Regions from separate parts of the Mus musculus genome. Here regions 2, 3 and 4 are each linked to region 1. The links are chromatin loops, found by intact Hi-C in ENCODE. Cell type or tissue: left cerebral cortex. All regions are shown on one strand. Region 1 holds the start of Gm52310. Region 2 overlaps Zdhhc14 (zinc finger, DHHC domain containing 14). Region 3 overlaps Zdhhc14 (zinc finger, DHHC domain containing 14). Region 4 overlaps Zdhhc14 (zinc finger, DHHC domain containing 14).

Evidence for each region. Peaks named below come from ENCODE experiments on the same cell type or tissue, not always from the same donor. Only the 100,000 strongest peaks of a DNase experiment are listed, where the experiment ranks them.
Region 2: it touches region 1 in a loop (2.8-fold over the local background); 6 of 42 quality-filtered maps call a loop at or near these places.
Region 3: it touches region 1 in a loop (2.9-fold over the local background); 5 of 42 quality-filtered maps call a loop at or near these places.
Region 4: a loop joins it to region 1, with 2.1 times the contacts of the local background. A loop is called at or near these places in 3 of 42 quality-filtered maps.

What each region holds. Positions count from the first base shown.
Region 1 is chr17:5,489,392-5,497,391 of GRCm38, reverse strand. It overlaps Gm52310, which reads left to right and starts at 4,166. Exons shown (of 2, transcript XM_030250193.1): 1 at 4,166-4,417; 2 at 4,640-8,000. The coding sequence starts at 4,166. The coding sequence ends at 5,443. It overlaps Zdhhc14 (zinc finger, DHHC domain containing 14), which reads right to left and starts at 4,792. Exons shown (of 9, transcript NM_146073.3): 1 at 3,701-4,792. The coding sequence starts at 3,945. In left cerebral cortex, CTCF peaks have their summits at 3,923, 5,538 (motif pointing left), 5,737, 7,519 (motif pointing right) and 1 weaker place; DNase peaks (open chromatin) are centred at 5,100, 5,239, 5,846, 6,872 and 4 more places; H3K4me3 peaks cover 4,991 bases; H3K27ac peaks cover 3,137 bases.
Region 2 is chr17:5,748,444-5,756,443 of GRCm38, reverse strand. Zdhhc14 (zinc finger, DHHC domain containing 14) reads right to left here. Exons shown (of 9, transcript NM_146073.3): 9 at 2,553-3,752. The coding sequence ends at 3,351. Among named protein-coding and RNA genes, the nearest start is that of Gm41519, 18 kb to the left of the region's middle. In left cerebral cortex, CTCF peaks have their summits at 3,178 (motif pointing right), 7,557 and 7,758 (motif pointing right); DNase peaks (open chromatin) are centred at 3,195 and 7,751; H3K4me3 peaks cover 283 bases; H3K27ac peaks cover 561 bases.
Region 3 is chr17:5,729,965-5,737,964 of GRCm38, reverse strand. It overlaps Zdhhc14 (zinc finger, DHHC domain containing 14), which reads right to left. Exons shown (of 9, transcript NM_146073.3): 8 at 6,391-6,493. Among named protein-coding and RNA genes, the nearest start is that of Gm41519, 37 kb to the left of the region's middle. In left cerebral cortex, a CTCF peak has its summit at 4,364; a DNase peak (open chromatin) is centred at 4,342.
Region 4 is chr17:5,546,656-5,554,655 of GRCm38, reverse strand. The region is part of intron 1 of Zdhhc14 (zinc finger, DHHC domain containing 14); the gene reads right to left. Among named protein-coding and RNA genes, the nearest start is that of Gm52305, 23 kb to the right of the region's middle. In left cerebral cortex, no CTCF peak of the experiment used is centred here; DNase peaks (open chromatin) are centred at 3,381 and 3,973; H3K27ac peaks cover 324 bases.

The sequences.
Region 1 (8,000 bases):
GTTAACATTTAAAGGTAGACCCACTTTATAGATTTCAGAAGTGAGGTGTACTAGCTGGCTTTCATCTTCAGCCTGATGTAGCCTAGAGTCTACTGCTGTGATAAAACACTAGAATCCAGTGGTTCTCAGTTTTTCTAACGCCAAGTTCCTCATGCTGTGGTAACCCCTCTCCCAATCATAAAACTATTTTCATTGCTACTTCATGGCTGTAATTTTGCTACTGTTATTAATCATAAAATAAATAAATACCCGTGTTTTCCCATGGTCCTTTGGGGGTCACGAGCCAAAGGTTGAGAACCACTGCCAAAGCACCTTTGGGAAGAAAGAGTCCATTTCAGCTTACACTTCCAGGTTCCAGTCCACCGCTGAGGGAAGTTAACACAGGAACCAATGCAGAAACCATGGAGGGACACTGCTCACTAGTTTGCTTAGCTACTTCTGTTACATAGCCTAGGGATTGTGCTACTCACAGTGGACTGAGCCCTCCCACACCAATCTTTAATCAAGACAATATTTCATAGACAAGGCCACCGGCCAATGTGATCTGAGCAACTTTTCAATTGAGGTTCTGTTTTCCCAGGTGATCCTAAGTGGTATCAATTTGATGACGATGATGATGATGACAATGATAAATCTCATGAACACAAAGTTTATAAAAGATGACCAGTTATTGAGGGTCATGCTGCTGGAAAACTGTTTAGGGTACACATTTCCAAAAGTTCCATTTCTAACCAGATTCTATACTTTGCAGAGAACAGGACGGGCGAACCTCAGGAGAACTGGCTGTGGGCTCAGCAGCCTTCCTGCAGCTAGGGTTGGGATCTCTCCCTTCATCTCTCTTGTGGGAATAATCATTTCTACTCTGCATTCTCCAGGGGCTGAGGTCACTACCAACGCCTGTTGCTGGGTTCTGCTGAGTTCACTTCTCTCCACTCACCTGCCTCCTTCATCTCTTCCAGATTGAGAATGAGGAGGCAAAGAGTGGGTTTCTATAATGGTGTCGTTGGGAGGTGGTAGGAGATTGGGCCTTGTGGTGAGAAGTAGGTCCAGTTGGCACCCATATCTATCTCTCTCTCTCTCTCTCTCTCTCTCTCTCTCTCTCTCTCTCTCCCTCCCTCCTCTCTGCTTCCTAGCTGCCACGAGGTAAGCAGCCTTCCGCAAGCATGTGGCCCTGCTGGCATGTTATCTTTCTTTTCCTTAGGCCTGAAAGCAATGTCTTAGGCAAACAGAGGCTGAGGCCTTCCAAACCGTGAGCCAACACACATCTATCTTTCCTCCTTTTGGTTGTTTTTTAGGGTGTTTGATCCCGATGACAAGCCTAACAGATCTGTTCACATGAAAAGCTACCAACACTCAAAACTAAACAATCAAATAGGGAACTTCAGTAACTAAAGAATGACCGGAAGACAGACAGGAGTAGACAATATCGGCATCTCCTATGCGTGTGATGACCTGGGTTTCGAGTCTCCGGCAAATTAACTTGATTAGAGTAATTTGACTTCATTCTGTCAGTAGCTGTGATTAAAAACTTACAACGACGTCAGTACCCAGGACAAAGCCATAGAATACAGTCACGGAATACAGTGACTTGTCATCAGTCATGTCTTACCAAACTCTAATGCCTGAGGTTTGAGTGAACCCTATGATGCTTCTCCACTGAAGCAGGAACAGTAGGATGAGCCTCCTGCTTTCTTGAAACTTCAAACTGCCATGCTGAAGCTAAGGTGGTGGAGAGAGAGCATGCTCGCACGTACACACCCTGACTCCCACAGAGCAGACATAATAACGATGCTGCAAATAGGATCTAATAAAACCCCGGTGCCCATGGTTATTCCTACAGTCGTCCACTAGCACAGTACTGGTGCAGCAAGCGGTCTTTAATAAGCTGCAAGTGAAGGCTTTGGGGAACTCTTGGAAAAGGACATACAGAGAGAGACTGAGAAGTAAAAACAAATTTATGATGACTTGGTTAGAAGTGATATTTGAACTGGAAAACAAAAGAACATAATAATGGGGGTGGCAGTGGGGTAGCCGCACCACATAGTGACGATTTGGATACACATCAAGAGTGACATATTCACCACGCTACATGCAAGACACTAGCAACAGAAGCTCTGTATCACCAGATCGTGCCGACTACCTGATTTTTCTCTACTCTTAGAACCGCTAAAGAGAGTTAAATTGTCAATACAAATCTGCTCCAAGCATTTTGTGACAGTTGAAGCAGAGACAACTCTCCAGGCTGAAGCCGCCTGCAACTAAAGCCACCGCAGAGGGGATGGCACTTCCGTTAGACATGTGGCACCTCTACTCCCACCTGGGTGTTGGTTCTCAAGTCAAACGCAAGGACATCCGAACCCCCTGTCCCCCCTCCTCCAGGTTCCACGGGTCCACTCAGCTGGCAGCCTGGCTGGGGACACAGAAACAACAGGAGCCTCACAGGTTATGCCTCTTTGGCATTCTACATGCATCCCATATCCCTTCCCTCCAGCCCATGGGTCCCCCAACAGATGCCACCAATTTAGTCTCAAACACCCACAAAGGGTAACTTATGAGACACCGGAGCAATCCAGAGTCAAAAACGGAGGGGTACGGTCTGTAAGAGGGTCAAGAAGAAAATCGGAGAGGGGTGTGGGTGTCAAAATCAGAGCCCAGTACTTGTTAAAGACAAAACTGAACAAACATAGTAGGTTTTAGATAACCCTAGCCAGACGCTGCCTCAAGGACTGAAAACACATACAATGCCGTTAACAGATGGAATATGGGCAGCTCAAAGAGATTCTGCCCATAAACGTACTCCTTTTGAAAAGTTTGAATAGAGACTTTAATTTTTGTTGGGCACAGAATTGGGGGGGGGGAGAAGCTGCAGATGGCTGAACTCAATCTGAGCATTTGATCTGGATTGTGGCTAAACTCTACCTATGGGCTACTAGTAAGGAGGACCTGTCTTCAGCAGGCAGAAGGATTGTTGCTATGATCTATTTGATTTTCCTAAAGACTTCCATGTAGTGGTCGTCCCCCACCCCCGCAGCCCCCAGGATAGAGCCCCAAAGGGTTGTTTCTGGAATCAGAAGGAGCCACGTGGTGTCTGGTTTTCCTCTCCAGGCCTTACATCTCTCTCCGAAATATTCCCAAATGATCAACTGTGGATATTTCCTGGGGAAACTTCTTTGAAAGAAGGTACACTCCACCCTTGGTAAGACTGTTAATCAGGGGTACAAGGAAATGAAACAGGAAATAACCCATGCAGGACACTGTAGGTAATCAACACTTTCAACCTAAAATAACTAAGATTCAGCCAACTCGGTTTAAAAAGATGCCTCGAACTTCCTTAGCAGGGGTGAGATGGGAGGTCACAGGGGCGGGGATAAGGACTAAGTCAAGTCTCTCTCTTAGAATTCTCCACTCCACCCCAGAAGGCTGCACCTGGGCTGGTGTGCTAGTTCCAAACTCAGAGTCCACCTGCTTGGTTCTAGCCAATGCTCTGGAGCCAGTGACCTGGCACACCTTACAAGCGCCCCTCTCTCCTTTTCCTTACTCCCAGGATTCAGCCCCAAGAAGGCATTATTCCAGGGGGCTGAAAAGTCCCATAAAGGGAAAGCAGGCTGACATTATATAACAATATACACCAGAAAACGAAAGTCGCCAAAGTAGGGGCAGGAGGAGTGGGGGAGCACGGCATCTGGAAGCCGCCACTTACTCGAAGGCGAAGAAGAGTCCACTAGTGACCAGGATGAGAATGAGAGTCAGGTAGAAGACGCCGGTCTGCCGGGCCATCATGATCCTCCCGTTGCAAAAGAACTTGTTTCTTCCTGGGAACACCTCCCATTTCCTCCGGGCCGCGATTTTCTTCTTCTTGTGGGGCGACTCCATGGGAGAGGAGCTGTGGGTGCTGATCTGACTGTACTCGCAGTCTTTCATGGGCCCGCCGCCGCCGGGAGGCATCCACGAGGGCAGCCGGCTGGGGGCGCACACCCCCAGAAGCCCCCCGGCCGCGCGGGTTCCGCCGAGCCACGGCCGCCGCCGGCCACTCGGCCGCCCCCCGAGCCGCGGCGCTGCGACCCCTAAACGGGCTCCCGGCTCGGCGACAACTTTACGGAGGACACCCAGGTTAACCCCTTGGAGAGCCCAGCTGTCATAGCAGAATCCGCTTTCGGGAGGGACGATGTTGGTCCGCAGTCCTCGGCAGCGGTTCTCCGTGGCTTCCAGCCGGGGGGTCGGGGCTGCAGGACCCCGCGGGACGCGGGGAACCGCTCAGCAGACACCCAGAAGGCGGTGCGCCTGGCTTCGCCACCCGCAAGCTCCCGGCTGCGCTTGGGCTCCGGCCGGCGGATCCCGGATCGCCGCGCCCTTAGCGGACACGAGGCAGCAGACCTTACGCCGGCTCCCTCCGGAGCCACTTCTGCGCCTCGACCAGGTGGTTTCTACTCTTTCCCGGTGACGGATTCTCCCAGGAGAGAGAGCTGCAAACTGAGCGGCAGCTCGCGACACCGGCAACCCCTCCCAGGGGTGGGGACAGCCACGCGCGTTCTTCTGTCAGGAGCTGCTCTGTAGGAGCCGGGGCGCTGCCCGCGCTGCGACCCCGCATCCACGAGCCGAGCAGCCGAGCTGAGTCCGCGGCCCCTAACGCGGGGCTAAGGCCGAGGGTGGTGGCGGCGGTAGCGGTGGCGGCTCCCGGGGCTTCCTCGGTTCCTTCTGTCCGGAGAAGACAACCCTAGCGCGACGAGGGCCGCCGGAGGGCCGCGGGGACACTGCCAGAGACACTTGTTTGCAAGGCTCAGCCCCGGCGCGCGCGGCGCTCCGAGCAGGTCCGCCTCCTCGCCGCCGGGTGGGCGGTGACGCCCGCGCCTCACAGCCGGGCTCCTCCTCCTGCTCCTCCTCCTTGCCAGTGAAGCCTGGGCACCCGCTCCCTTGGGTCCCTGCCCCAGTATCCCCGGGCCAGAGCGCAAGGCTCGGGGACTGTGCGGGCCTGGCGCGCCCGGAGGAAGGCTCCTGGCTCCCGGGTGACATCCTTCACCCTAGGAGAAATCAGGTCGTTGCCCTCGGTGCTGAGGCGCCATGCGCTCCCCGCGGACTTAGTTCCTCTACGGGGTTCTCCACCGGATTATTCCCGGTCTCAGCTGCCACCTCTGGACACTCGCATTCTCATGACCAGTCGAAAAACCGTTCTTGCTACTACGGGGGACCTGAGTACCCGCCACGCAAAGAAGTGACCTTTCCTGGCCTGCCCTCGGCTCATCCTCTTCCTCCCCAGCGCCACGCGTGGCTGAGACGCCAGGGAAACTCTACCGATGCCGAGAGGATGGGGGTGGAGTGCCTTGATGACAGGGTGATGAGCAGCCCCCTGAAACAGGCCAGACTTCGGGACCTCGAAGGGCAGGGGACAGCAGAGCGGTCTGTGTCAGCTCCAGCAGCGACCGATCTGCCCCCTCTTTTGGATTAAAAACCCCCAGTGGCAGGCTTTGTTTGCAAAGGTCGCTGTCTTCCCCATCTTTCATTCTCTACTTTTTCCCCCTGGTGCTCACAATTCGCTCATTTTACTTCTGTCTACTTGCCTCTGTGGAGCCCACGCACAATAAAGGGACCGCACATCTAGCGAATGCTTGGAGTGCGCCTTTCTTTACATCCCAGTTTGACAGTTGGGTATACAAACGGGCGCAAGGCCGGCGCCAGAGAGCCCCAGCAGCCTAAGCGCTGCTGCGCCCCTGGGCTTCGGGGCCCGGTAGAAGCGCTAACTGGCGTTTGCACTAGGGTAACCCAGCGCAAAAGGACACCCGGCACGGGCGCTCGGTTTTCTGAGCCCTACTTTCTTTTCAGAGCCCGCTGGGATGTGTAGTTCCTTCTCTCGCTGTCCAACTCAGGGAGGAAACGTGACTTGAGGATCTAAAACTACAAGTCCCTGCAACCCCTGCGACGAAGGCGGGGAAGCAAGGTACTGGGCTTTGTAGTACTCAGCGTTTGGAGAGCCACAAAGACAGCTTTGGAAAAGATGCTTTCTCTGTGCCGGGTGGATATTTGCACACTGCCTGCGTTCTGTGTAATCCTCACCACAACCCTGCGATGCACTATTGTACCAAGCTCAAAGAACTGCTTGCCCAACACTACAGAGCTGCCCAGTGATAGAAATGGCACTGAACCCAGAGCTCTGTCTTTCCCTTACAGAGCACGCCTCAGTGCTCAGTGTCAAAGATAGATAAGCTTGGCTAGCCAAAAGAGAAAAAGGATGTAACCAGCTAGGAAATGGGGGCGATAGAAATGGTAATTAGATGGGACAGGGAATTACAAGAAGTTAAAAGCAAGTGTGATTCTTAGGGGCTGGATGGGGCTTTTTCTTTGTTTGCTAAGTGGATGGGTGCATTTTTAAAAATAAGTTCACACTACTGTAGCTGAGGCTACTGTAGTAGTGTCCAGTTCCTGATTCTCTGCCTTTTGCCTGCTGGGATTTCAGATATGTTCCACCAAGTCCAGCTAAGGGTCTTAAGTGGACAATTGAAATTGATCTTGAATTACTTGAGATACTGCATGACAGACAAGCGCATTACAGAGACAACTAAGTGCTTGGTAAGTGTGCTCTAAAAAAAAAACAACAACAACAACCACAACCAGCTCTAGCATTTGAAGTAAAAGCTTTTATGCTTTTCCACCCTTTAGCTGACACGATCAAGACTTTATTTTGTCAAAAGCACATGTTAACTCTATTGTCTAGGTGGCTTTAGAAAGCACCCTCTCTTGGCATTGGGAGTGCAGCTCCGTGGTAAAGTACTTGCCCATTCTTATTCTCAACTAAACTGGATTTTTCTGGCATCTGGCACAATTGAAAAGTCCTTATCCTCTAGAAATGTGTACTAAAAGCATTTGCAAGTGAAATGATAGAACTTCTAGATTGTGCTTTTCCACTCTCCAGCCCATCCTCCTCCCACACACAAGGAGACAGAAGGAACAACTCTGGGAACTCTTGGAAAGTGTTACCATTATGTGATGTAATTGTGTTTAATTATCCACTGTTGCAGATTATCACAAACCGGAGGGTTTAAACACAACAGGTGTACCTCACAGCCTTTGTGGTTCAGGTATCCAAGTCTTTTGAGACCTTTGCCCATACCATCAAGGTGTAGGCTAGGCTGTGTTCTCATGACCTGCAGAAGAATTCATTTCCACACTCATCCGGGTCACTAGTGAATTCATTTTAATGCATTTGTAAGACAGCATCCAGCTTCTTGTCAGTTGGCCACTGGAAACTCTCTGCAGCTCCTAGAGGTCACCAGTAGTTCATTAGCACCTTGGCATTTCCCAGAATTCATTAAGCCAACAAGAAAAGCCTTCCAGCAAGCAGGCTCTATACATTAGAGTCAAAAATGTACATGTTCTATTTAGCCAGAAAGCAAATCATACGCTGCAAGGTGAAGGGACCATTTGTGGGTGTGGATGTTAGGATTAGTCTATCCACCAAAGTATGTAAGGGGTCATCTCTTTTTTTTTTATTAAGATTTATTTATTGTTATACGTAAGTACACTGTAGCTGTCTTGGAACACACCAGAAGAGGGCATCAGATCTCATTGCGGATGGTTGTGAGCCACCATGTAGTTGCTGGGATTTGAACTCAGGACCTTTGGAAGAGCAGTCAGTTCTCTTACCCGCTGAGCCATCTCACCAACCCAGGGGTCATCTCTTAACCATCATGTGTGCTTATCTTTATATTTGACAACCCCATACAAAAAGAAACAAAGCATTTGTTGTAAAACTGTATCTAGTGGGGTGGGGTGGAGAGATGCCTCAGCAGGTAAGAGCCGGTTCTGCTCTTCTGTTAACTGAAGAGTTTTATCATCCACCTCAAGTAAATCCACCAAGCTGTTACCATCTGTGGCACTTCACACCAACATCTACCTTTCTTGCATTGTTAGTGCTATCTTTGATGCCAGTGGTCTTTCTCAGATCGTGGCTGACTTGGTGGACCCACTGGCAAAGGGGGTTGCTTTATAAATAAAACTGGAGGTTTGTT
Region 2 (8,000 bases), 260 kb before region 1:
CTGAAGAGATCCTGGTGTGGACAAGAACAGAAACCCCTGGTGGGAAAGACCCTAATTCATATCCTGACACCTGCCAAATGAGCTCCAGCCCGAAGCCACGGCTGGGAGGCAGCTGGTTCAAGGCCCCAAGAGGATGCTGGGTAGGCTCGGCTCTGAATGGAACAGGTGCTAAGGCTGTATGGGCGAGTTCTTAGAAGCCCTTGAAAAGTTTCATTCTGACTTATTCCTGGAGATGCCACCAAGCCCTGTACCCCGGACACCCACTACAACCTGAATACATTCATTTCTTGCTTTTAGTCTAGAGAAGGTCCACCAGGCCTAGGGTGTGAAGCCTGCTAAGGTTTACCCACTCAGGGCTTGGCATCACATGGCTTGCACAATGGAGTTTGTAACTTGTTTTGCACTTTCATGCACACCTTATGTCAGTGTCCCTGGCTGACACAGGCAAGGACGTAACAGACTTGGTGGTATGGGTAGTTCTGAGAGGCACTCTGCTGCCTGGGGGTGGGTGGGATATAACATTGTTCTCCCAGGCTGAACAATCACATCCAGAGCTGGAATGAACATTTTTCAAGTGGGCACAGCGTGGTACTGTGCTGACTGCCCGTGGCACAGAGTGGCATGTCAGCCTGTCTGCTCAGAAGCAGGCATTCAGCCATCATCACCCTTCTCAGATCTGGACCAGGGTGCTCTGGCTAAATCCAATTTCCCAGTGCTCGGTAGGAGAATGGGAAGCAGATGGACTTTACCCCCTCTCGGCCCCTATGTGTGCTAATGGCCCAAACCTTAATAGCACGGTAAAATATTTATCTTATTTTTTTCTAGCTAGCAGCCAATCGATTGCTAACTCTCTCGAAGCATTTAGAATGCCAAGGTCCACTCAGCCACACTAGATGGACCCAGTTAATGGGAAATGCAAGCCACTTACCTCTCTGGATGGTGCCCCTCACCCTCACCGCTGAAGTAGGGCCCTAAGAGCCCAGTTGCTTATTCCCAAACAGGAAGAAAGGTCTGTGACATTCTGTGGGCTTTAAACTTTCAATTATTTTAGCCACTTGTCGTATTCAAGTTCCACACCACCTGTCCCTGAACCGTCTTGATTCATTTTTACCAAGGTCCCCAAACCCCTATTTGAAAAATGGCACCACATATGTATGGAGGATGGGTCTAGAACAGGGTGAGTGATAATAAGTATATTTGTCCCTCAGTGTCCTTAGGGGATTGGTTCCAGAGTCCCATGGAAGCTCCCATCTATGGAAGCTCAGGTCTATTAGTAAAACTGAACAATGTTTGCATATAGAACACACAAACCTCCTTCTGTGGGCATTGTCTCATCTCTAGGAGATTTATATCTAACACAATGCAGTGCAATTGAATAACATGGAAAGACAGACACACAACTCAGTGTAGATACCCTCCCCTCAAATATTTTCATGGTTGGTTGAATCCACAGTTGAAAGGGAAGATGGAGGGGCAACTGTATTCAGTGACTTATGGTTGCTTCTTGGAATTTTTTAAATGGGGCTGTTGGTATCAGGAAATTGGCAACTACTATATTAGGAGTATCGGGAATGAAAGGACTCTATAAAGACTAGCTCCCCCACCCTACCCCAAGGTATCTATAAAGACTAGCTCCCCCACCCTACCCCAAGGTATCTATAAAGACTAGCTCCCCTACCCCACCCCAAGGGTAGAAACTGGGAAAAGACCAGACCACCCTTGGGTCCAGGGTAAGGAGCAGGTGGGGGCCCGGATGTGGTTGACAAGGTGTAGGGGGAACTCTGTGGACATCTACTCATAGGTGGAGCATCTGACAGTGTGTGGTTGTGTAAGAACAGTTCTGTCTTAAATTACAAATAATTAGGTCTAGAAAACTTAAAAAAAATGGCTACATACAATTCACCTTCTCCAACTTCTACACTGCCACAGGGCATAACAGTGAAGGTGCCTCAGAGATGTCACAAGGAAGACATAAGCAGCCACTTTTCAGCATGACAATTGTCTGACTTGAATGGAATTGGTTTTAGCCCCAGTAACATTGTGTCTACTGTATTAATGAGACCTGCACCTGGTGCCGAGTCACAGAGTGCTCTGTGGATTTGCCATTGGATATGGGGCTGGGAATGAAGGCTGCAGAGCGCTGGTGAGTTTCCTGCAGCTCCTCCCGGATAGTCTGGCTCCCTAAAATGCCAGGTGACAGATGGAGTGAAGCCGCCATCTTGTTTTTGTCTCCAGTTGTGATCTATGTGACCTCAGCTCCAGGGTGGGGCTGCTGTTGCCTCATGAGGAGCATGAGGTATGCCTATGAGGTCTGTAGCGCCCCAACATCACATGGAACCGAGAAGACAGCCAGACAACATCCCGTCTCCTGGGTACCCCTCCCTCCACTTACTACACATAATTGCTGTGTGAGTGGCTCTTAGTTCATAGCAACCCCCCTTAAGCCTGTATTAAAAACAGATCAGGAAGGTGGGTGCTAAGGGCTGAGGACTGTTAGCAAGCTCAGCTCCCATCTAAGAAGCCGAACCATAACCCACAACATGAAGATTTCAACTTTGGCTGTTTTGAATTATTCCTTACCAGAGATAATGTGAACAAGTAAGTAACTACATGCAAGCTGTTGACAACTGTATACAGATCAAGAAAATAACAGAGGAGTCATTTTATTGGCTGTCCATAGGAAGGTCATTGTCACACAGGAGGCGAGGACTGCCCCATGGTGGCACAATATGACATCCATCTGAGCATTGACAGAGGGTTAAAATGTCTGTCCAGGGCAGGATAGACCCCAGGTGCCGTCTGCAACAGGGGATGCCCCCAGTAACCCTCTTCATCAGGAAACGCCCATCCTCATACAGCTAAGTCCAGTAAGTCGCGAAGGATGGCATTACCCACCGGGTTCGGTCTGTCACATTGGAAAGTATCACAAGATTAAAAAGAAGGAAAACAGAGAGACATCTTTTCTTCTGGAATACCACTGCTGTAACACAGACTATAGTGTGGCATGCAATCCCATGTCTGGCCGGCTTTTCCCTTTGGAACTTTTGTTTCGTTTTGTTTTAATGAACAAATGGAACGGCGGGTGGATTTCAATTAGTAGCTGTAACATTAGGTCCAATTTCAGTCTGGCCACCAGTGTCGAAAATTTTCCTCGTGTCTGTCCCAAAAGCAGCCGACAGAGGGCGCTGCACGCTGCATCCACGCTGCCTCTTTCAATTCCAGGCTCCTCCCATTGAGGGAGTCTCCTCTTCCCGGTCCACTCTGCAGATTCCAAACAAAACGTCCTCTTGGCTATGTCCAGTAATTTGTTTTTGTTTGTCACCTGTGGTCCCCAGGGCTGGCCATGCAGGTCACACGGAGCTGAGCTTTACCAAGCCCCTCACGGAGTCTTCGTGCAGGGAGTCCTGGCTGGCCAGACCCAACATGTGCATGGTACGGCTATGTGCTAGAGGGCTGCCTGCCCCCAGCATCCTTGGCGGTGAGGGTGCCTCATCTGGGGTCAGAAACTGATGGCCCCCATGCTCATCCTTCAGGGGCATAATGTCTGAGAGTGTGGCCTCCGTGGCAAGGTTGGGCATGGAGGAGGGTGGTGTGGGCTGGCCCAGCGTCAGGCTAGCACATGGGGTGCCCAGGCCGGGTTTCCCAGGCATATGCAGCTCTTCGCTGGTGAGGCTGGGCTCGCTCTGAAGCAGGGGCGTGGCTGCGGCCTGCAAAACGAATTTGGTGCTCTGAATGCACTGGTCTTGGTCGCACTGGAGAACAGCAGCAGGAGCCAGCAAAGAAAAGGTGGAAAGGAGATGAAAAAGGAGAGGGTGGGACGGGGGAGGGGGTAGGTGAGGGAGAAGAGAAACCATTAGTATCTTGTCAGTAAGGCAGAGGCAAGGAGCAGACATTAGGAGAGACCCTAGCACATGACACATACACACTTGTGTGGCAGAATAAAGTACTCTAGTGAGCAGGTACCTCTGTGGGCCTCCAGGGTGCAATATTAGCTACATTATAGCCTCTATGCCCTTGATTCCAAACTTAAAGGATGTCATTTATAGGCAATCCCAGAAAAGGGTCACAGGATTTCCCACCCACAGCAATAGAGACCACAGCTTCTTGTAGTTTGAGAACTTTAGTTTCTGTGTATGTGTTTGTTTGTGAAGTGCAAGCAAGTATGTATGCATGTGTACATGTAGTGTGTATGTGTGTGTCCACGTGCGCGCACGCACTTACATGTATGGAGGATCAAGTGCATGAAGCTGTTTGTTTGTTTGTTTAAGCAAACCAACCACTACCACACATGATGTGCAAATATTGGTAAATATTGGCTTTCCTTGGCTTAGTGGTCCCTGAGTTTTAAGTCACTACCAAACTACATACTAATAGCCCTGTTATTGCTAATAGGCACAACCAGAGGTGCCTCTCATCATTGGCGGCCCATGGGAACACATACAAGGCAGCCCTAGTGGGAGTAGAGAGCAACCGTCTGAGGTTGCAGATCTCTATTTCATGCCCCGTTGTGTGTGCACCCTTCCCAGAGCATGCCTTTTGTAAGTTCCCCGCCCTGTCCATGAGCCTAGAAGAGAAGGCTGAGGCCCCAAGGAGTTAGTAGTTTATTAGAAGTTTAAAGTCTTTGACTCCAGGCTGGAGCCAGACTTAAAGGGAAGCCCAGCAGAGGATGACAGCCTTGGGGATGGGGAATCGGGTCTCACCCAGCCAACGGAATGTCAAAGAAATGTGGAGATGGAGGGGAGGGCTGGGGGGAGCAAGGAGGAGGGGACTGAATGAGGAGATGCTATTCAAAGGGATGAGAAGACTGGGAAAAGCAGCTGGAACGGCTGTTGGTTAAACTCCATGAGCCACTAACGTATACATTGTCCAGTCTCCCCAATCATTCCTGCCCCACACCAGAGCTATCAGAGCATTAGAGAAGCACTCTAATCTTCCAGGGCAGCAGGCAGGGTTATGCCCAGGCACCACTGTCTGCTTTGCATAGCACATGAGCTTGGCCCTGATGGGGCAGCCTCATTGATTAAACATATGCTTCCAGGATATCAGGCTCAGAGAGATACGTTGTAAGACTGCTCTGTGACAATCACCATTTAAGATTCCTGCTGGCAGAGACATGCTGGCTCCTCAAATACCCCAGCTTATGAAAGCTAGGCACAGTGCCACAGGTACCCTGCCAATGAACCTGGGCCACAAGGCAGGCCAGAAGGCTCCAGCTGGGAAAGCAGTGGCCTTTTCTGGATGACAGATTCTTGCTGTCATCAGGTACAGTCAGGACTCTTGCTCATGTGCACACCATCCGCCATCACTAAGGAAGGAAGAGAGTGCTTGTCTCTGTTGACTGAAGTAAATCCTTCACATTGGAAACTAACTGGCGAATTCTATCTGAGGGACCAGCCCACGTCTTCTGACTGGTTCTTACAGACTCCCAGGAAAAAGAAGTGCTGGGATCGCATGTGCAGCCACAATACCCTGTCACTCAGTGTTCTGAATCCCCCCATCGCTGGCCCATTCTCGCCCCCAGTCATTTCCCCATCTGAGCCAGGCAGCAGAGCTTATGAGTACCCAATAGAGCCTTCTTAAACAATGTGGTTGCCAGTGCAGGCGTTGGTGTGGCTTCTGAGATGTGTAGTAACAAACACCACTTTGCTGACTTAAACAGCTATCCCAGGTCTGGGCTGGGGGTGGGGGTGGGGAACCATGAACCCAGGGGCACCATGAAGTGCCAGGTCTCTTGTTGGCACTGTTCCCTTCCAAGGTCTCGCTCTTTGCAGCTGAGTGTTTCCCCTCCCAGAAGCCCTCTGCAGCAGTGCAGCCCCCACACCCGTGTCCCCTCCTGCAGTTCACCCTTTGGTGGCTTCCCATGCAGACTCATGGCTTGCTAAAAGCAAGCACAGCGCTGTTGTCACTGGCTGGAACTCTGTTGAAAATGCTTTATAGATTTTATAGATTTCTGTGGTGACACTGGGTGCCATCTGGACTGTGGAAAGGCTCAGCTGGTGAATGTTTGTTGTACAAACACTAGGACCTGAGTATGGTTCCCCAAACTCATGCTAAAAAAAAATAATAATAAAGCCAGGCATAGCAGCAGATATCTGCAAACCCAAAGCTGGGAAGGCATACACAGATGGACCCTAGGGCTCATTGGCCAGCCAGCCCAGGCGACGTTTTGAGTTCCAGGCCCGTGAGAGACTCTCAGAAAACAAGATAGACAGCGCTGGCCGAACAGCACCCAACATTGACCTCTGATCTCCTCACTTCTGCTCCAACCTACCTTACACTCACACCTGCATATACATGGGTATGTACACACACACACACACACACACACACACACACATACACACACCTGCATAAAGTCACCCCAAAGTCTTTCCAAGTGTCTATTTCAACACTGACTTCTACGTACATTTGTTTTAACACCTTAATGGCTGGGTAGGCATAGCTGTGGGCGCTCTCTGGTTGTAGGACCTATGTGTAAACGCCTCATGACCCCCCCTCTGCCGTTCTTAGGTTTCTGAGGTTCTGACGAGCACAGTTCAGAAACTGTGAACCTAAGGGCTGAGAAATCCTGCAGCCTTGGAAAGCCACCTGACTCATGCAAATGGACTTCTGGGAGGTATTGCCCATATCTCTTCTAATGATCGGAACTGGGGCAGGGTGGGGTCTCATCAGTTTCAAACTACAGGCTCTGTACACTGGAATTTATCATTCCATACTGTAAGTATATAAATAGTGTCTGCAGTAAACATCTCCTTAGAACAATGGAATCAAATGAATCAGGATTATGCAGGGCTATAATTGTACTTTACACACACACACACACACACACACACTGCACACACACCACACATACACACTTTTTCAGGTCAGAATTTTTAAATATTTGTCATACTGTTCAAATTTTAAGGGTGATGACTGGGGGAACTCTCATGGTCATGGATCCTCTGTGAGAACATCATGGTTTGGAAAGCAGCCCGTGTTCTCAGGAGATGCCCAATACAAATATCCTCACCCCCTCTTGCTTGTTTGACCTTTGCTTCTAATTTCTAGTTCCTCTTGTTGATTAAAAAAAGGATTTAAAAGTTACATTTATTTATCTGTGGTGAATGTGCATGTGTGTGCACATGCCTGTGTGCGCATGTGTGCATGTGTGTGCACATGTGCACGTGTGCGCGCGTGTGCATGTGTGTGCGTGTGTGCATGTGTGTGCGCGTGTGCATGTGTGTGCGTGTGCATGTATGTGCGCGTGTGCATGTGTGTGCGTGTGTGCATGTGTGTGCACGTGTGCATGTGTGTGCGTGTGCATGTGTGTGCGCGTGTGCATGTGTGTGCGTGTGTGCATGTGTGTGCGCGTGTGCACATGCATGTGGAAGTTAAAAGGATAATGTTAGGAAGTCAGTGCTCCCTTTCCACCCTGTGGATTCTCAGGCTTAAACTCGAGGTTGTCGGGCTTGGCTGCAAGTGTTTTTAACCCGTAAGCCACCTCTAAGCCCCCATTCTTAAAGCTGTTTCTATTTAACTTTCTTTCTGTCTGTTACTGCACACCCTATGTGCTCTCCCTCCACATTTCTCTTCGATACATTCCTTTCCTACTTGCATTCTGGTTGTTTTCTCTTTTTCTTCTCATCTTCCACTCTCCTCTTTCTCACCTGTCACTCTGCTTTTCGCTTTAGGTTGTTTTTTTTTTTTTTTTTTTTTTTTTTAATCGGACTTTTAACCTTCCACCAGTAGAGGGCGCTATCACCACTTTCCTCTTTCTCTGAATTTGGTGGCCCTGTTTCTAAAGTGTACTTGAATTTATCTCCCTTGTTATGTAATCTTAAGAGGAAAAGGCTAAGCCCCTATTTATGATGGTGATAGTTCATATAGATGAATAATACCACATGGAAGAAACCAACATTTTCATTTTCAAAACAATCCTTTTAAAGGATCCACAATAATTGAACACTGATTCTATCTATAAAATTGGTTTTTGTTGTTTTTGTTTTTTGTTTATTTTT
Region 3 (8,000 bases), 240 kb before region 1:
TTTGAGAAAGAACATGAAGAGAGGTGAGTAAGGGGATTGGGGAAGATCTGGGAGGAGTTAGGGAAGGGAAAAGAGTATGATAAAAATAATTGTATGAAATATTAAAAACTTGAAGATAAGAAGCAATTCTCATGTGTGGACCTTCCCCTGGGATTCTGACTAACTAGGAGTCTGGTGAGCTCCCAGGCTGATGGAGCAACACTGGGTCAGACAAAAGGAGTATCACTGGTGGAAGCTGAGGACATTCCCCCTCACTCACCAGTCATACAGTGTAGCATGGACTGCCCCACCCTTCTGAGTGTCAAGATGACAGGAATGTTCCACAAAGTCTTTCTCAGCCAAAGCCACCCCTTTGCCACTTCAGTGGTGGGGGCTGATCCCAGGACCCCACGTACTCTCAGCATGCTTGAACCACTACCTATGTGATTCTGGGCAGTGTAATGGCTAATGTGACTGTCAACTTGACTGGATGTAGAAGCACCCATGAGACTGGTATGTCTGTGAAGGTTTCCAGAACATTCATGGAGAAAGAGAGAGGGAGAGAGAGAGAGAGAGAGGGAGAGAGAGAGAGAGAGAGAAAGAGAGAGAGAGAGAGAATGAATGACCTACCCGGAAAGCACCAAACACAGTCTTGGGGTTGTGGGGAGGTCTAGTTGGGACAGAAGAGAGAAAGAGAAAGCCAGCCGAGGGGGAACATTCCCCAGGGTACGAGCTTCCTGTCCCACACACCTTTCCCACCAGGACAGAATGAACCCTCTGACACCAGGAGCAAAAGAAACAATTCCTCCCTGAAGTGACTTCTGTCAACTGTTTTGGCCACAGGGTCAGAAAGTAATACGTACAAGCAAGTTATCCAAGATTTGAAACCTCAGTTTAGTCCTCTATAAAATGGTACCTTAGTTACCTTTGTATTGTTGTGATAAAACACCATGGCCAAAGTAATTTATAGAAAGAAGGATCTATGTTGGCCTAGGGTTCATAATGATAGGGACAGAGGCAGTAGGTGGGCATGGTGACTAGAGCAGGAGGGGGAGGGGGAGGGAGAAGGAGAAGGAGAAAGGGAAGGGGAGGGAGAGGGGAAGTATAGAGGGAGGCGAAAGTATAGGGGGAGGGGGAGAGAACTTTCTGAAGTTCCTAAGCCCATCCCAGATGGCATACTCCAGCAAGGCTACTCCCCCTAGTCCTCCCTAAACACCAATTGTCCAAAAGTCCACCAATTGGGGGCCAAGTGTTCAAATGCACGGTCCTATGGGGAATACTCTCATTCAAATCACAAGTGGGGATACCTTCTAAGTTGTAATGCGCATGGAACGAGATGGTCCTTACAAATACTAAGGGGGGGGGGTCTCAGGTAGCACCACTTAATACAGTGTGGGTGTGTACCAAATAAACTTGGCTTTGCTTCAAAACGGCTGAAACTTCACTTTATGACACTGACTAACTCCACATGATAAGATTTGTATGTTTGTTTCACATGGAGGGTTAGGATGCAAGATTTTCACAATCGATTGTGAGTGCTAACCATACAAAGTAAATACACACAAAGGGAAGCCATGGCAAGCCCCTGGGCCAGCTGCTCTCAGTGATGGAGCAAAGGAGAGGCCTGCTCTCTCGGGCTGCACTGGACACCAGACAGCTTGGGAGCTATTCATGTCTGCTGGCTATGCCCCGCTGGCTCTGTTGGGCTGTAGTGTGCGTGCGCGAGTGCACGTGCGTGTGTGTGTGTGAGGGAGAGAGAGAGTGAGAGAGAGAGAAAGAGAGAGAGAGAGAGCATGCATGCATGTGTGTGTGTGTGATAGCTGTAGTTAAGATGTCAATTATAGGCATTCTAAGAAAGTCTAATGAAAGGAGTGTTGTAATAGCCCCAAAGATACCATAGCTAATTTCACCATACCTTAGCATCTCCAGGACACTTCTGGGCATATACATTTGCCTCTAATGCTATTCAAAGAGAAAGAAGGCAAACCAAACTGTAGAAGATGCAGGACCCCTGGTGGAGTCCCTTGGCTGGAGGCTCCAGCCCTCTCAGAGAGGAAAGTCATGTGTATTTTATAAAATAAGTAAATAAATACCAAAATCAGGGCTGGGAAAATAGTCGAGTGGGTAAAGCTCTTTCCACCCAAGTGTGAGATCTAAGCTGGATCCTCAGAGCCCACAAAAGCCAGATACGGTGGCGCACATCTGACATTCAATTGTAGGAGCAAGCTGGGTGTCAGAGTTAGGATAATCACCAGGAGATCATGCGCCAGCTGGCCTTGCAGACGCACCTAGGAACAGTGAGAGGCACAGTCCCAACAAGGTGGAAGTGAAGGAGAACTGAGGTTGTCTTCCGATGTCTACATGTGTGCTGTGGTATGTGGACACCTGTACTCACATATGTGAACACGCATAAACTCACTCTCTCTGTCTTTATCTCTGTCTCTCTCTGTCTCTCTCTGTCTCTCTGTCTCTCTGTCTCTGTCTCTCTCTCTCTCTCACACACACACACACACACACACACACACACAGATTAAAACAAAGACCACCCTTTAAAAAGATCCCAACTTGCCAGGCAGTGGTGGCACACGCCTTTAATCCCAGCACTTGGGAGGCAGAGGCAGGCGGATTTCTGAGTTCAAGGCCAGCCTGGTCTACAGAGTGAGTTCCAGCCAGGGCTACACAGAGAAACCCTGCCTCAAAAAAAAAATCCCAACTTGTCTCTCAGGGATTATTCCATGTGCATTAAAAATTATTTCAAGTTTATTATCTTACTCATTATTATGTGTGGGTGTGTTTATGCCACAGAATATATGTAGAGGTTAGGGGAAAACTCAGCAGGATTGGTTTTCTCTTTGTAGCTCCATGTGTGTTCTGGGAATCAAATTCAAGTCATCAGGGTTGTAATTGAATGGAAAGCAGCTCTACCCACTGAGCCATCTGGCCAGCCCTGCACCATGTGCCTTTTAATTGCACTGAAGTCTCTACCTACATCTCTTTCCTTCCATATTTATAAATCATTGTAACTTTTTATTTGCTTTAACAGTTCCAGTCCTCCAGTTATCTCATCTTTCATCCATTTCCAGAATAGACCAGTACTGATGTAAGACAGATGGGTCAACGGGAACAGATGAGACGCACACATTGCTACAAAGGCAAAGACACCCATGGCTGACACTGGCCAAGAAACAGAAACTTGGAACAGACTCATCAGCACAGAGCAAATATCTGTCTGTGAAGGAAAACTCAAGGCTAGAGGCCTCACCAGTGAGTTCTCCCACATCTTTGAAGAAAAGATGGCATCCATTTTCACAACTTATTCAGCAAAAGACTAGAGAATGCAACTCTGAACTCATAATAGAGGGCCAGTGTCACCCTGATACCAACACTGAATGAGTTCACAGAGAAAGAAAGCTACTGACCAAAAGCTCTTATGAATAGAGACAAAACTGCTTCGGCAGAATCCCAGCAAAGTAAAGTCCAGCAGCATAAAAAGAATTGCATACGTGACCGAGTGAGACTTACCCCAGAAATGTAAGGAACACAAGGCAAGTGGGGAGAGAGCTGTACAGTGTGACTCTGGGGGGAAGGGGGCATACAGACCAGACTTCAGAATGCCCCATCCTCTGGAAAGGATAGACATGCTCAGTTTGGAGACTGTGGGGTGTGATGGGCTGGAGAAGAGATCTCAGGGTCGTGGCTCGCCCTCTTCTGTGGGCTTATCCTATGTGTTGGGACTGTGACGTTCAAGGATCGACTCAGCTGCTCAGAGCTGTAAGAGACTTTAGATAAGGAAGCCCCAGACCCTCTTTTGTAAGCAAAAGAGGGGCACTGAGGACTAGCGAGGCAGTGTGAGCTGCTAACGGTCACGGGGCTGACTGGTAGGAACCCAGCGCTTACACACACAGTCCCGCCCTCTCTTGTGCAGATGCTCTAAAGGCTACAGTGTGCCAGATCTTTCCATTCATGAACTTCGGGGAGAAAATGGTATGAGTGGATTCTTCCATGGTACTTGTCTTGTGTCAGGCAAGATTTGAATGCTGTCCACTATCCCACTTCATCTTCAGAGAGGCCCTACCAGATGACACATTACTGTTCCCACCTTATGGATGAAAACTTGGGGCAGGAAAGGGCTATGCAATTCCTCAAGCTCAGGTATATGGTAGATGATGGTGCTCTGGTCTCTGCAGTTAGCTCTCTCTCCCCTCACCACCCTTGTTCCTCTTCAAGGCATCTAAAGGCCTCGATGTTCTTCTCTGGATCTACCTAAAGGTTCTACAGTGGAAGCCCGCTGCTGGCTGACTCTACAGCGCCCCCATGTGGAAGAGATGCCTCTGTATAGTTCCTATGACAGTCAGAGGTGCTTTGGCTCAGGGATTTGGCAAAGCAGGGTTCTGTGCCCCTCAAAGGCTCATGGTGTGCAACTGGTCCATGGCCAGTAGAGGGAGGTACTGGGACTGTTGGGAGCCTAACGCATGCCACTTGGGTGTTCGTGCAAAGAGGGTATCTTTTTCCTACCTGTCGTCATTCATCACCCCACCCCCACTCTCTGCTTTCTGTTCTCCAGGAAGTGAAGACACGTGCTACACACTTACAGATGCTCCTGACAGCACTACATCCCACCACACACCTCTGCCACCATCATGTGCTGCCCAAGCACAGGGGGCTGAGCAGCTGTCAGCAGAGCCATCACCATGAGCCTCAGTAAATCTCTCTTCCCTTACGTTGTTTGGCCAATGCACCATAAAAGCAACCGACTCATGTCCATTATAGATTCCAGAGTGGCTTACAGCACCTTTAAGGTGGCTTCTGCTTAGGTTCTAAATCTAGAGACCGTGCAGAGCATTCTGAGGTTGGTGCTTGGGAGCCTTGCAGAGTCTAAGCCGAGACCATTGATGTTGCTTGGACACTGATGTCCGGTGAAGGTCCCTAATGTTGTCATCACAGGCTTGCTTCCACGTTGTGCTGCTTGCTGACACTGAGTGTGAGAGAAAGAGCATCATAGCCCTTCTATCTTTTGAGTCTAGCCCTTAGCACATAGCAAGAACCTCAGGGACGGTGCTGGTTGAGTGAGTGGGAGAATGCATGTATATCAGCATGTGTACCAGTCAGAGAAACAATCAACAGACACTGGTAGAAATTCTGGTATATCCCCCTTACGGTTAAAATAAAATTGAGTGATAATGTTCCACTGTGGGTTTAGGATTAAATGAGACTGTTAAATGCTTTGGACGTCTGTTGCCTAATAAACTCAGTATCTTCCCTTTGCTGAGCACATAGCCTACTTTCTCTGTTCTTGCTTCCCTCTGAGGAAATCCGGTTTTCAGGGTTTCTTGTGTGGGTATGCGGGATGCTCATGGAGAAGAGTGGAAAGACTGGGTTACATCCATATTGCTTTCAAAGGAGACCTATTAGCTAGCGAAGCAACACAACTAAGACCCCACAGCTAGCATCTTCCTGCAGGAGGCTGGCGCCATGGGTGAGCAGGGAGTCGGGAGGGTTTCCCGGCTGCAGGTCTTAGAGACGGTTGGTTGCTGACTTTACAGCTCTCTATGTTTATCAGCAAGATTTCCCCAAGTCCAGCCCCAAGCCAGCTCCTCTGGGTGACAGGAAAACTCCATGTAGGAGACTCAGCTGTACAAATGGCGAACAGCAGAGTGGGTAGGGACTTGAAGTTCATGTCTTTAGGCAAACAGAGAGGCAACTGCCTTCTAAACACCTCAGAAAGTTCAGGTGCTGGGAGTCAGGGTCAACGTGCTGTGGTTGTAGGTGTCCACGGAAAGATGCTTCCTGCCTTCCCCCACCTCCTGTTGGACAGAGGTATGTGCACACTGCTTGCATGCTCCAGTGTGCAGGCAGTTTGGTTTACACTGTAAATAAAGTAGCCCTTGGCCTGAGGATTGTATAGAGGGGCTACAGGCTGGTCTAAGACTCAGGGTGGAAGTATGGAGAAGTGTGGTGATGTCCACTGCCCACCTTTAGTAGCAGGGCACGTTATTATGGTAGCAGCACACACTGAGCAAGGGACAGCAAGGATATGGAGACTATCAAACAAGTCCAGCCCTGGTGGGAAGGTAGATCCTAGTCTTTAACTGTTCCCTGACTTTGTGGACATACGTTTGACATATGCTATTGAAACAAAGAGATGGTGTGTGTGTGTGTGTGTGTGTGTGTGTGTGTGTGTGTGTGTGTGTGTTAAGTAACAAGCCAGCCAGATTAGATGACATGGTCCCTCCATGAATACTGTCCAAATTGGTCATTTTCCTTCCCCATGTTAGCATGTCAGTCACATGGATGATCCAGATGTGCCTTCTACTAAAGCAATTCCCAGGCATATATTATTGGGTTAGAGGGCATATCAGAAGAAGAGAAGGCATCACAGGGAATAGCGGCCCTGATGCAGGCAGTACCTACCATGTCACTCTGCGACTGTGTGGCCCCATACATAGTGATCCCATTTGATGGTGCTGCTGGCTGTGGTGTGTCGGGCTGGACATAGCCTCTTCTGTCAATTAGGCTGCAGGAGAACAATCAGAGGAAGGAGAGAGTGAGAAAAATCTCAAATATGACAGCAACATAATTTATACATCTAGGTCTGGGGTTCCTCTTCGATGGTTATCCTCAGCTGTCAATTTGATGGGTTCTAGAATGACCTGGGAGATGAGACCCTCCACACATCTGTGGGAGATTATCTTGATTAGGTTAACTAAGGTGGGGCAATCCTCCCACTGTGGGTGGTACCACTCCCTAGGCTAGGATCCTGGATTGTATAAAAAGGAGACCGAGAACTGAGCATAAGCATCCATTGTTCTGTTTCTTGCAGATACAATGTGACTAGTTGTATCAAGCACCTCCTGTCTGGCAGTCCCTGTTGTGAAGTTACATGAACTGTGAGCCAGAATAAACCCTCCCCCCAGTAGGTTGTCTTTGTTAGGATGTGTTATTACAGTAGCAGAAAGAGATTAAAACAAGTTCTTTCTGTGCTAGATCCATTATGGCATCTTGGGCTGTTCCATATGTATCCTCCACATGACACCAGTTACCAAATTCTATCACTTCTTCCTTTAGGGTACCGTGATTCAAACTTGTGCATATTAGACAAGTGCTCTAATGGGGAGCTCTAGCCTCACTGTCACTTCTACTTTAAAAGAGGCTTGTGGCATTGGTTGTTCCCTTTTTTAGTCTAGATGTCACCTGGTACAGACCGCAGCAGCTTCCTCTTAGTCACCCCCCACTGTCACAATTGTTCCCAACTTCCCTCTCCAGCTTCAAGCTAATGTCATTTCATGACAAGCCTGTGCCATCTTATCATATTAATTCAGATATACATTGTGAGTGGCCGCACCATGCTAGTGCCTTATGGGAGACCAGAGCAAGCTACACCTGCACACACTCTTTCCTCTCTGACCATCCTCACCCGGGCCACATTCTCTCCCACTCCCCTGCTCGCTGAAGGGGGAACATGATGGGCTGGATTGTGCCAGTCCCACAACCTGGAGATGGGACCCTATCTGTGACCTATGGCTACTTTGTGAACGCAAGCATGAGAAGATGAGCACCTAATGGATTGAGGTGGTCTTAGCACACTGTGACCACAGTGCTACCCCCAGGGGCTGGGAAGAGCAAGCAAGAGCTTCCTATGTAAGAGAGAGCATGGCTGTATTGCTGGTGCCTTCGTTTCAGACTTCTAATCTCAGACTGGGAGCTATGTTACTTTAAGCCCTCCCCATGATGGCACTTTGTTGGAACACCCCAGGAAGTACTATAGAGGTAGGAGAAGAGGAATTAGCTTCAGAGAGTCCCCGAAGGGAGCCCCAAGGCCTGAACAGGGTGCATGGCTATAGCTTAGGTCTGCAGTAACAGGTATGTCTGACCTCTTACACAGCAGCTTTGCCTGTACTGGGAAGTTGCAATAGGAGATTCTTAGATGAACATTGGAAAACAGGCTACAAGCTGTAAATTGAAACCCTTTCATCTCTACGTTGCTTTTGGTCATGGTGTTTTGTTGCAGCAATAGAAACCAT
Region 4 (8,000 bases), 57 kb before region 1:
AAACATGCCCAAGGTTTTTCTCCTACATGCTTCTAGATTCTATAAAGCAGATAGTCGAGATTAATCCTTGCAGCCATCTCCATTCTGGAAAGGAAGGAAATCGGAGACCCACCAAGTATACTACCCAAAGTCACACAACAAGCAAGTGTCAGAACTGGAATTTAAATGCTAGTGCCTGGGTCCCAGACTGGCCTCAGATCAATAGGAGCTGCCATGCGAGGCTCATCTTACACAGGGTGTCCTGGTTGGAAATCGTGACTGTTGATCTGGAAAGTGAGTGTCTATTGCTTCACTCAGCAATGCTAGGTTTCACTGCCAATGGCGGCCAATGTGGTCAGTGATAGAACCATTCTGCTGTACCCTGGTTCCCATTCACAGCTTTAGCAAAAGCCCACGAACTGGTTTCTTTGTACCCCATGCTCCTCTTTCCCAAATGGACATAAGGCTCATGGGGATGCAGCTGAGCAGAAGGAAGAATTTCAGAACGAGAGTAGGCTGGGCACTGGTGGCTGCAAGGCCACCCTCCACCTTGGCAGTGGGGTCCTAGTCTGGCATCTCGAGAGATGCAGTTCTGTAAGTTGGATCCAAGCTAGCAACAATGAATAACTGCCTCCCTTGGCCCAGGATTCTTCTTCAGGGATTTCGTTGGATACATTTTCCTTAGGGGCGTGGGGAGACCTTTAAATTGTTACTTAAAAAAAAAAAAAACAGGCATGCTGCCAGTGTTGGGGGGGAGGTCCCCAAGAATACACCTGCTGAAAGAGAAGGAACATGGCATCTGCTGGAAGTGGGGGGTTCAGACTCAGCCACCTTGGCAGGAGCAACAATAGCATATTGTCTGGTGTCCCTCGGGGATGCCTTTCTGCTCCAGGATCAAACATCCCTGGGCAAAGAGCCAAGGAAATGATGCGCTGTGAACAATGTTTCCCTTTGGTTCATGGGCATATTTACCTTGCCACCAGCAAACAGGTGCAGTAGAAGCAAAGGGCTCAGGAACCTAGAAGAGGCTTTGCGTGCCAGGGGGGCACTCACGTCTTCCATAGCTGTCAAAAACCAATGCTCTAAGCGCAGACCTGGAGATCTCCAGATCACCTTGGATGACCACGCATGTCTTCTGCTCAGTTCCTACCCCGCTGCAGCAGAGCCCAGAATCAGCTTTAGGCTCATTTCACAGTGATGTCATCAGTAGCTCCCAGAAGACAGAGGGTCAGCATTGTCGGCTAAGGTCAAGGTTAAAGTTTATAGCACTACGTGCTCGGTCCTACACGCCCTTTCTAAATGAACTTGGTCTTCTTATTTCATCTGAGAGTGAAGACTTACACTAACACAGAATAAACTTGCTATACATGTTATATGTTATATATACTTATATAATATACTTAAGCATATAACATAAAATATACTTGTTGAGTAACAAAATCTTCCTGAGAGATAGGCTCAAAGGTAATGCACATTAGAAGAGTCAAAAATACAGTTTGTAGCAGAATTAATTTTGGCTGAAATGGGTTGTTCTTCTAAGAGGCTTCTATAGAGAGGCAGAAGTGTTTTACGTCTGTGTGAAGGACACAGAGAGGCTGAAGTGACCCTGTGAATGGGGCTGAAGGAAGTTTGGAGACAGGGATGCAGGAAACATTTTTACCCAATAGCTCTCTTCTTTTCTGAATAGTAGATGTAGTTCCATTAAAAAAATGAACAAATAAGGCTATTTACAAATTTAAGTAAGACATTTGCTCCATACATCTCTGCAGTTTGCATCTCTGAGGTTGTATTGCTTTCTTGCCTCTGTCTAGGTGTGGAATGCAGCCCCTGAGGGTCCTAGATCTCACATATGCCCTCTGCTTCTCCTGTGAGCCAGTTCTCAGGGGTTCTGGTAAAGGGTGGAGAGGATCCACCCTTGGCTGTTTCCTGTGGTTCGTGAAGCTGTTTACCGAGGGGAGGTTAGATTAAGGCTTGGGAACTGTGAAAACTATCTAAACTACCAAAAACCATCTAAACCAGGCCAGTAAGGGAGCTGTGCGCGGAAAGGAGCTTCCTGACAAATCTAACCTCTTGGGTTTGATCCAGGATCTCTGTGGTGGCAACTGGCCCCTGTAGTCTGTCCTCTGACCTCCACGTGTGTGGGCTGTGTATATTCATGTCCCCACCTCCCCCACAAAAATAAACGATTAAATTGTAACTTACAAATTAAAAAAAATAAAGCCATAGCTTCTTCAATTGTGAATCATGATCCCAGACAGCACTCTGGGGAGGTGGGGTGTCGTAAAATATTGAGCAACCATGCAAGGTTGCTGAAGACCCCAAAACCAAAAACTGATTCAAAGTCAAGTTTGTAAAACAATAGGAGGTGGTGCTTCTGCAAGCAGTGCCTGCGCTGCACGCGGCAGCTCCACTGCAGTGACCTTGCTTCTGAACCCGGCCTGAGCACTTTGCCCTGTGCACACCTTCATGCTCTACAGCACCAACGAATGTTCCAGAAACACCTGGCTACTGCACACCCTAAACTGCAGGGTCCTCTGTGAACGCACTTTCCTGCGCTTATAAAAAACATTATGGTGTAAGAAAAACATAGATTTCCCCCCCCCCCATATTTCTCCACCACCACTCCACAGCATGTGGATTATTTCATGTTAGAATGTCTGATTTTAAAAACTGCTATTTTGAGTTTCATTTCTTAAGCCATTAAATGCATTTCTGCTTGAGATTTGGATGGAATTTCCGATCACTCCCAAAATGTCTCTAAACATACGTCTGCCACTCTGTGTATCGTGAACTTATACAAAACAGTTGTCTAAGCTTTGAGGATCCTCCCCCCCCCACACACCCGCAGTATCAAATATTCAGCTAAGAGATAATTCTCTGTGTAAAAATGAGCAAGCACGCTCATCTTATCAGCATGCAAATCTGCTTCCACGCTAAACAGTAGAATTACACATAGAGCAAAGAACTGCTTTAGAATACTTTCTTCATGATTTATTATAGGATATACCTGTTTTAGACACCCATATACTCAGTTGTCAAATCTTACTTAGATGAACAGGGTCACAGGTGACTAACATTTAAAAGCCCTGCCGTCAGTCAGAGGTGGTGGTACCAGCACAGACAGACAAACATACGGGCAGACTTATTCCTACCAACGCAGATGACAGGTAACTGATACCATGCCCTCTGCCATGCTGCCTGCAGCTCACTGGCCACACTGGCCAAAGGATTGGTTTGACCAACAGATGCAGACAATGGACCATCTGCAGCATCCACAGAGCAACCCTCTCTCCAGTGTTAGGGCTCCCGTCCCTGCCAGAAGGATAGCCTATCAATGTGGCTCCCACAGCCTGCCAATCCAGTGATTAGTAAAGACGGGCAATGGCTCACAGCAAAAGAGCTGGCCTGTGTGGCAAAAGTTGATGTAAACACACATTGTTCTAAGGCACAGAGCTTACTGGATTGTGCCTGATAGAAGCAAAGCTCACTGTCATGCTTCTCAGTTGACCCAATCACAAGACTCCCTGAATGGGTCTAGTATCTTTCTAACTGGCACACCACTGTGGATCTCCTGAAAGCCAGTGGAAAGGCTCAGGTATACCTGTATTATTATCCAACATGCCCTTGCTACCTCTGGCCATAGAGGAGCTAGGAAGTGCCAGTAACTGGTGCACATTGGAGAGTGAGCAGAGGTGATCTCCATTACACTTCATTTAGCAATTTTACCTCGCTCAACATTCTCTGCCAATGAACTCCACATGAAGGAGAAGGTTATCAAGTCCACAGGAGTGTCTGTGAAACATGTGGCTCTGACTGTATGCAGTTAAACACACACACACACACACACAGAGAGAGAGAGAGAGAGAGAGAGAGATGCGCACACACAATAACAGAAAAACTTTCTCCCCTCCTTTTCTTTTTTACACAAAAGGCTGTAACGCACTTGCACATGAACTTGCCAAGAGAGAAATCAGCATAGGAAACTTCCCTTCCTCCCTCCCACGCGGCGCATCTGCCAATCCAACACTTGCAGACGTAGAGCGTGGAGCGGTTATAGCAACTGAGAACAAATAGCCAAATTAACAGAAATCTGGAAATAAGGACAAATATTTGGTGTTCTCTTGGAAGCAGTTTCTGGCTAAATAGGTCTTGCATCTCCTGACCAGAAGCTGTGGGACAGAGCAGGGAGAGAGGACCTGTAAAAAGTCCAGAAAGGCCTGCGCCACCACCTCGCTCCAGTGCGACGGGCTGCTGCATCTGCCTGGCCGGGATGCCCTTCTCTCTGCCTGCCGGAGGCTGTACAAGCCCCCTTCTTCCAGTCAGGCAAAACAAGCCTGGTCACCAAAAAGCGAAAGCCAGGCCACAGGTTGGTTCCCTAGGCAACTCAAAAAAGGCTCAGGACCTTAGAGTGAGAAAAGATCCCAGCATTCCCATTAGCAGTTCCCTCCATTTTCTTATCTTCCCAACAAGCAGTTTGGCTCCCCGGACAGAAGATTCTCTTTGCTGACGGCAGGTTGAGAACTCTGGGTATCTACTGAGGATGTACTGTGTGCCGGATGTTTGGGACAGGGTCCATGGGCGACAGACACTCGGATGAATGTATGTCATCCATCATTTATGACACAGTCATCAAGGAAACTCATACCAATTGTGAATGATAGTGTGAATCATTTAACAAGTATTGATTGGGCAGCACCACACTTGGGTCCAATTTCTGAACACTTAGTAGAGGGGAAAAAACTTGATAATTGTGCCTTTAAGGATATAGCTATGAAAGCAATATGCAAATTTAAAAGGCATGCATTATATTGGATGTCATAGAGATCCAAGGATAAAAATAAAATATGGATAAAGGCATGATGATCATGTTATACACAGGCCAGTCATCCAAGTCTCTGCTGAGAAAGCGATGCTTGGCAAAACCCCTGAATGATGCCAGAGAATAAGCAAATGGAACAGTAGTGTCTAGACCAAGTGGGAGGGTGGAGGCAGATGGCCGGGACCAGATGCCCAGGGGTGAAGTGGGAAGTGAGGCTACCTGGCCACATTAGACTGGCGGTGTCAGAACCTGCCAGCGATGGTGAAGATACTTGTGGTTCTGAGAGAGGAGGTAGCATGGCTTTGAGTCTATTCGATAAGACCTTTCTTAGTGTCCGGCTGAGAGAATGGTAGGCAATGGGGACAGAAGGCAGAGGAGGGGCCCTTCAGGAGGCTACTGGCATGGGGATGGTGGCAGCCACAGAGTGGCAGTATGTCACATCACATCCACATTTGATAGCTCATAGACTAAGGAAGATTGTCAAGGCCAGCACTTCCTGTCTTTGGAAATGGAGTGCGGTGCAATATTCAGTCCTCATAAAGGCAGCATGAAGATGTGCGGCTGCTCATAAAGACACCAGAATTATAGAGCGGGGACAGCAGCCACAGGACGGCCTCCTCACAGGTCTGCCCGGTGACTGGGCCTGGACTTCAGAGAACCCTGGGAGGTACCACAGTCTCCCTGTACAGACAGAAGAATGGGTGCTCTGTCTAAACACAAACTTCAGGGCGACCACAACCAAGAATCGGTATTTGCCAAAGTAGCAAGATACCTATTTCCTCAGACATGCAGGGCTCCACCACCATAAGAAAGCCCAACATTTGCTGCTGTTTCTGTAGACCTCTGGGTGGGTGCTTGGGAGCAAACCCAGGGCCTTGTGCATACTGAGTCTATGGTCTACCAAGACGCTCCCCCCAACCCATCTTTTTGGTTATTTTTTGACTTTATTAATAGGAAGAAGCTCATAGCGAAGTACTTATCCATGGGCATCCCATAATGTCAGGTTTTGGAATGTCCTCCAGGTAACCCCAAGTAAGGTGCTCCCTCTCCCTTGGACTGAGTCTCTATTTGTATAGTATGGCAACAGAGTGATGTTCTGAGTAAACATGGAATTACACATAACTATTTATCAGGGGGTGTGAACTTTGCTCGTTAGTATAAACACACTCCAGAGGCTGCTTAGCCTATGAGAGACCAGAACAGTGCTAAGTTCTTTGCATGGTTTTCTGCTGTTGTCTTTTAAATAACAGAAAGACTCACACAAGGGTATAAAACTAGCTTAAGGAAGTTTCATGGACCCTTCACCCAGTTTCCTCGGAGAACAAACTCTTACCTAAGCTCCATCTATTTAAAACTGTCACATTTTATGAGACAAATATTATCTGCTCCATTTTACAAATAGGAGAGTAAGGTTTGCAGAAGAAAGTTATCCAACTTGCCCTGGGCCACACGTGCATAGAAGAACTGGGAAATCTACACTTTGAGACTTTGATATACTCAGCTTCCATATCTCGCCTCTTGGGGGGTGGCCCAGAAAGCAAGCCACAGAGGGCAGAAGGGTCACCCTGTCCTCTGTATTCTAACACAGATGGCCAGCTGGCATGCTCATTCTCTGTAAAGAATCAAGGCATAAGAAAATATCCCTCAGGCTGGGACTAGTGACATAGAAGCTGAGGCAGGAGAATGACAAGCTCAGAACCTTCCTGGACTCAAGAATAAATTCAAGACCAATCGGGGGCAACTAGTGAGAGCAGAAGAGGTTGGGGATCTAGCTTGCCGGCAGAGTACTTGCCCAACATGATTGGGGACTGTGATACAATCACTGATACAACACCCACAAAAGAAGGAAGACAAGTGGGAGGGTATAGGGGACTTTTGGGATAGCACTGGAAATGTAAATGAAGAAAATACCTAATTAAAAAAAAATAAAGTGGAAAAAAAAAGAAGGAAGACAAAGCAATGCCCTACAAGAAATAAGATGATATGTACAAACATTGTACTGAGGCACTGGTCTGCCAGGTTGGGGGACTGAAAACTCTCTCAGTACCCAGCTGCCATTTCAGAACCCTTGGAGTTACAGGTGGTTTCTTAGGCCCCATTGATGCACATGGCAACAAACTTTACCGAGGTTCCCTGAAGGCAGGTCCTGCACTCTAAAGCCAACTGGGTTAACTAAGTCCTCCTAGCAGGAGGAGTTCTCAAGGGAGTAGTTGGGATTGCCTGGGAGTCACAATAAGGTTCTACAATAATCAAAATAACATTGGCAACTGTGCAGGCCAGGTGGGTGCTTTATACTGCTGTCCTCGTTTAATTCTTCAGGATCTGTATCACTAGCCCATTCTAAAGCTGAGCTAACAGAAGCACAGGTAAGTAAAGAGCCCAGGTCCTGAGTACAGGAATTCTGGCAGTGAGGTTCCTGCTCCTAACCATCACTCACACTGCCTCTCTGAAGACTAAAAAGGACCTACTTGGGTAGGGGTGGGAGTGGGGAATGGAGGGTGCATACTGGAGAGGTGGCTCAATGGTTAAGACCACTTGACTGACTACTGTTGCAGAGGACCTGATTCAGCCAGCAGCTACATCTGGCAGCTTATAACATCTGTAATTCAAGCTCCAACACCTTCTTCTGGCCTCTGTGGACACTGCAACTTACATGCATGCGCGCGCGCGCACACACACACACACACACAATCATAGACATACCACACACATACACCACACCACACCATAAACACACGCCATACACATACCACACATACATACACATACATACAAACACACCACAAATACACACCATACACATACTACACACATATCATACATACACATACATACCACAAACACACACCATACATGTACCATACACATACCATACATACACACACACTACAAACACACATACCACACACAGACAGATACACACACACAAATACACACAAACCACAAACACACACACATACCACACACAAAAAAAAATTTTTTTAAAGGACCTACTGGAAAGTCTTCCAGTTCTAAATTGACATTTCCCTTCCAACAAGGCTCTGATTTAAAGGCTGTGGTTAATTTTCATTATCTTACTATTTAGGCACAAACACCTTGTTTCTAAGAATGGTTCTGGGGGCCCCTGGGAAAAGTGATTTTTTTTTTTAACTCCTACTTTCTTGGACATTGTGGGGAGCCGCCCTCACATTAGCCGTTGCAA